Regions from separate parts of the Homo sapiens genome. Here region 2 is linked to region 1. Evidence: read pairs that join two places in POLR2A ChIA-PET (ENCODE). Cell type or tissue: A673. All regions are shown on one strand.

Region 1 (2,500 bases):
AGATGCGGTGGCTTCGTCATTGTGACAAAGGAAGGGGACAGAGCTGAGATGGTGAACAGTCTGCCTGTGGTGGTGACAGTCAGGTGCCATCTGATATCTTGTCACCCCGGTCCACTCATGCATGAGCCAGTGCTACCTCTGAATCTTTTAGTTATACCAGCCTATAAATTTCTCTTTGGTTTAAGCCACTTTGGGTTGGGCTTCTGGCATGGGCTTCTGGCACCTGTGGTTAAGAGAGTCCTGATAATATACAATCAATCAACTTGATAATGACAATCCAAAGAGGGGGAGGGCTGGACTAGGTTGAGAGATGAGTTTCAGCCCTTATTCCCTGGCCGAGTGTCTGGATTGGGACAAATCCTGTCCTCCTCTGGCCCTCAGAAGGGGTTCAGCTAACTGAGCAGTTTCCTAGTTGGGCAGTGACATCCTATGGAATTCCTGGGCCTATGGCCCCCTGAACTGTGGGAATGGGGCTTTGGCTAGAAGACTGTTTATTTCTGTTTTACACAGCCACACATCAGGCTTTTGTGCAACACCTCATTTGAAAAAAGGCTCTGCTGATAAAGGCAGGGTCAGAAAACCATCAGCCGGGTGGCTTCTTAGGCTCCTTCTAGTATCAACAGTAGAGGATCCAGAAAGATATTCTCTAGGCTCCCTCATTCCCGCACCATGACTCAACAAGCATCTATTTGATGTCTACTGTGAGCAGAGCACTTGGAAAAAAGCTGTGGGGCAATTCAGAGAGAAGCCACAGTCCTGGCCTGGAGGAATGTGGGCTCCAGGAAGGAAGATGGACACAGGAACGACTGCATATGAGGGTGAGTGAAATGACCACCAGGGGTAAAGAACCACAGGACCAACTGATCTCTGGATGGAGGGGTCACCTGTGAAACAACCACAGGGCCAACTGATCTCTGGACGGAGGTGTCACCTGTGAAACAACCACAGGACCGACTGATCTCTGGACAGAGGAGTCACCTGTGAAACAACCACAGGACCGACTGATCTCTGGACGGAGGGATTCTGCAGGATATGCCAACCGGGAGAGCCTCAGTGAAAGAGCAGGGTTTTGATCTGGACCAGTCTAGCAGGAGATGCATTTCTGGTAGGAAAAGAGTTATGAAATAATCTAATAGGTAAGGGGAAAAAAAAAGCCCCAGGCTGGCAGACAAAACCAGAAGTGGGGTCTGGTACTAACCCTTCACCCAAGTGGTGTGCTGAGGGCACCCATGATCTCCTTTCACCCCCATAGGCCCCCAGTGAGGTAGCTCCCACCATTACCATGACCTGTTTGACCTATCACTGTGAAATGATAACATATGTGTTGGTCTCAGCCTCCAGTTCCTGACACAGAGATCCTAAAACCTGTGTCATTTCCTAAGCAGCAGGGGTGCTAGGAGCATCTTTTGTTCTATTATCTGGTCTGTGATCCTGGCTCCTGACGCAGAGCTCCTAAATCCTTTGGAATTTCCTGGGTGACAGGGGCATCTTTGGTTCCAATGAGGCAATGAGGTCCTGGATGGGGGCTGATCACAGAAAGAGCAAGGCATGATTAGAAGCTGGGAACTTTCAGCCCCACCCCCTACCCTCCCGGTATGGGAGGGAAGCTAGAGACTGAGTTAATAATCCATCATGCCTATGTGATGAAGCCTCCGTAAAAATTTGGAACTACAGGGTTTGAGGAGCTTCCCTTGGTGATTAAGAACGCACCCATGTGCTGGGAGGGTGGCTCACTCCCAACTCCACAGGGTCAGAAGCTCCCATGCTCGGGACCCTTCCAGACCTCACCCTACCTATCTCTTCATCTGGCTGTTCATGTGTATCCTGTAACATATCCTTTGTAATAAACTGGCGCCCTAGTAAGTGGACTGTTTGCCTGAATTCTGTGAGCCATTCTAGCAAATGATCAAACCTGAGGAGAGGGTCCACAGAACCTCTGATTTGTAGTGAAATCAGACAGATGTTGTGGGTAACCTGAGAGCTCAACACTGCAGATGGTGTCTGACAAGGAGCGCAGTCTTGTGGGACTGAGTCCTTAACCTATGAAGTCTGCACTAACCCTGGGTTATTAGTGTCAGAATTGAGTTCGATTATAGGACACCCAGTGGGTGTCTGGAGAGTTGGATAATTTGTTGGTGTGGAAAAAAACTCAACACATCTGGTCACAGAAGTGCTGGAAGTACTGAGCAAGAGCTTACAGAAAAACAGCTGGCTTTTCCTACAGAGCAGATACGGCATCAGGGGTGTCAAGAGCTTCCACGGCATGCCCAAGGTCACGGAGGATGAGAAGTAGAGCAGGCAGCCCCAGGAGAGGGGCCGTGTTCTATCTTTAGGTCTGCCTGCCTGCTGGGGTAATGCCCGCAGTAGCTCAGGAGAGGAGGAGAAGCCATGGAGGGGAGGGAGTGGAGAGGCAGAGGGAAGAAGCACTCACCTGTGGAAGGAGGTCATACGGGCTTTCAGAGCCTGCACGAAGGGGAGGATCCAGTGGTGGCGCAGAACC
Region 2 (2,500 bases), 160 kb after region 1:
CCAATAGCTAGGACTACAGGCATGCACCACAACGCCCAGCTAATTTTTAGAATTTTTTGTAGAGATGGGATCTGGCTATGCTGTGCAGGCTGGTCTGGAACTCCTGACCTCAAGCAATCCTCCTGCCTCGGCCTCCCAAAGTTCTGGGATGAGCCACCACACGGGGCCTCCATGCTGGCATCTCAATGCTGGTCCTGAATTTCGGCTTTCTGTGTGGTCCTTCTTAAGCCAGTTAAACCACTCTCTGTTTGCTTGATCATAAAAACAAATGAATGTTCATCTGAACAAAACGAGCTTATAGCTTTAATAGAATCTCCAAAATGTATGGCAACTTCAAGGCATTAGACAGAAAATAACAACAATAAAACTTTGGCTTCTTTACAAAGTATTTAAAAGTATTTAAAAATTGTTTTGCAAATAACTCTTCTGGCATCCAGGCCAAGCATGGTGGCCCACGCCTGTAATGCCAGTACTTTAGAAGGCTGCGGCAGGTGGATCACTTGAGGTCAGGATTTCAAGACACACCTGGCCAACATGGTGAAACCCCATCTCTATCAAAAATACAAAAATTAGCCAGATGTGGTGGGGTGCGCCTGTGTCCCCAGCTACTTGGGAGGCTGAGGCACAAGAATTGCTTGAATCTCGGAGGCAGAGGTTGCAGCGAGCTGAGATTGTGCCACTGCATTCCAGCCTGGGCAACAGAGTGAGACTCGGTCTCACACACACACACACACACACACACACACACACACACACACACAAATTCATCTGGCATCTGGACTTAATCTAAAAATATATTCTTGAACAATAAGGCCAAAGGGAAAGAAAAGTCTCAATGTTCTCTTACGCATTTATATCATCTGCAAATCTCTTTCAGGACTCCCCTCCCCTGCTTATAACAGAAAATTGGGCAGCCCTGTGTGTTTGTGTCAATTCCACAAATTGACAGAATCAATTTGTGGAATCTCTAATCTTTTTCTATCCATGGAACACTCCTAACACCAAATGTGTGTTGTTTCTTCCCCACACCAATAAATTCTCTGTGACACCAGCTGCATGTCCTACAATTTTTTCAAAATTACTTTTTATTGTTTATAGACACAGGATTTTTACTGTGTTGCCCAGGCTGGTCTCGAACTCCTGGGCTCAAGCAAGCCTTCCACCTCAGCCTCCCAAAGTGCTGGGATTACAGGTGTGAGCCACCTCTCCCTCCCTCCCTCCCTCCCCGCCCTCTCTCCCTCCCTCCCTTCCCTTCCTTCCTTCCTTCCTTCCTTCCTTCCTTCCTTCCTTCCTTCCTTCCTTCCTTCCTTCCTTCCTTCCTTCCTTCCCTCCTTCCTTCACAGATTCATTGCTCTGTCACCTCAGGCTGGAATGCAGTGGTGCCATCTGGCTCACTGTAACCCCCGCCTCCCGTGTTCAAGAGATTCTCATGCCTCAGCCCCCAGAGTAGCTGAGATTACAGGTGTTCGCCAGCACACGTGGCTAATTTTTGCATTTTTAGTAGAGATGGGGTTTCACCTTGTTGGCTAGGCTGGTCTCGAAATCCTGGCCTCAAGTGGTCTGCCCACCTTGGCCTCCTGAAGTGTTGGGATTACAGGCTTGGGCCACTGCACCAGGCCTAAATATATTTCTTATGCCACAGAATCACAAAGGAAAACACACTTCTTTTTATAGGTCATTTCTTTGTTTTGCTCATAAAGACTTATCCCAGGTCACAGTCAAGCTCATGAAATTCATATAAGTAGAAGGTTTCTCAAAACCCAATACGTGAGTGTTTGTTTGGGAAAGAAATTGTACCTATCAGAATGAAACGAAAGTGGATCGGTTGTACAGCCTTGAACCAGCTGCAGGGGTGACACTTCTAATCTGCTTTTCTCATTCTCGTTAACAACCAGATGGAGTGGGGGAGAAAGGAGGGAGGATGGGCTGTCTGCGAGCAGCTTCCTTAAAGGGTTTGACATGAGAATTTGCACCTGCTGGGCTGAACAGCGCCTTCCAGGCATCTCCGCCCAGGTGGCTGGGTTTCCCAGCAGAACATCGCATTCCAGTGTCTGCCGCAAGCCCTCTTCTGTTAGGTCACCCTCCACCATCCGCCTTCTTCAGCCATCAGGATTCTCATTTAGAAAGACTGCAAAGCCCTGTGTCCAGGTTGGAGGCAGCCGGGAGGCCACAGGTAGGGAAAAGATGTGTATCTCATGGCTTTGTCTGCTTCTCCCGGCCTGGCTTTAGGTCTGGAACCAGGAGCCCCATAGTGCTCTCTGGGCAGCAAAGGACCCAGGGGTGTGGTCCTCTACTGCCCAGCCCCACCCAGGGAGAGGGGTGGAGTTCTCCCTCCACCAGGCCATCACCAGCCCCTGGAGGTCCAGCCTCTTCCTGCTCTGGTGGGGAGGGAGTGGGCACAGGCTTATAAGTGTCTTGGCATGAAAGGGTTGGGTCTCCAGGCCCCTCACCTTGTCTACTCTTCCCTCATCTCATCTCCTGAGGGGCAGGGAAGTCAAAT

Evidence for each region. Peaks named below come from ENCODE experiments on the same cell type or tissue, not always from the same donor. Only the 100,000 strongest peaks of a DNase experiment are listed, where the experiment ranks them.
Region 2: POLR2A ChIA-PET joins it to region 1 with 7 read pairs; 5 of 35 experiments call an interaction of 5 or more read pairs at or near these places.

What each region holds. Positions count from the first base shown.
Region 1 is chr16:58,010,044-58,012,543 of GRCh38, reverse strand. USB1 (U6 snRNA biogenesis phosphodiesterase 1) reads right to left here. Exons shown (of 7, transcript NM_024598.4): 3 at 2,432-2,500. Among named protein-coding and RNA genes, the nearest start is that of USB1, 9.9 kb to the right of the region's middle. RefSeq lists an enhancer at 1-333. In A673, no CTCF peak of the experiment used is centred here; a DNase peak (open chromatin) is centred at 1,383; H3K27ac peaks cover 368 bases.
Region 2 is chr16:57,846,022-57,848,521 of GRCh38, reverse strand. It overlaps a transcript of KIFC3 not described here. Among named protein-coding and RNA genes, the nearest start is that of KIFC3, 45 kb to the right of the region's middle. RefSeq lists enhancers at 994-1,875, 1,876-2,500. In A673, no CTCF peak of the experiment used is centred here; DNase peaks (open chromatin) are centred at 960, 1,371 and 1,911; H3K4me3 peaks cover 1,079 bases; H3K27ac peaks cover 2,370 bases.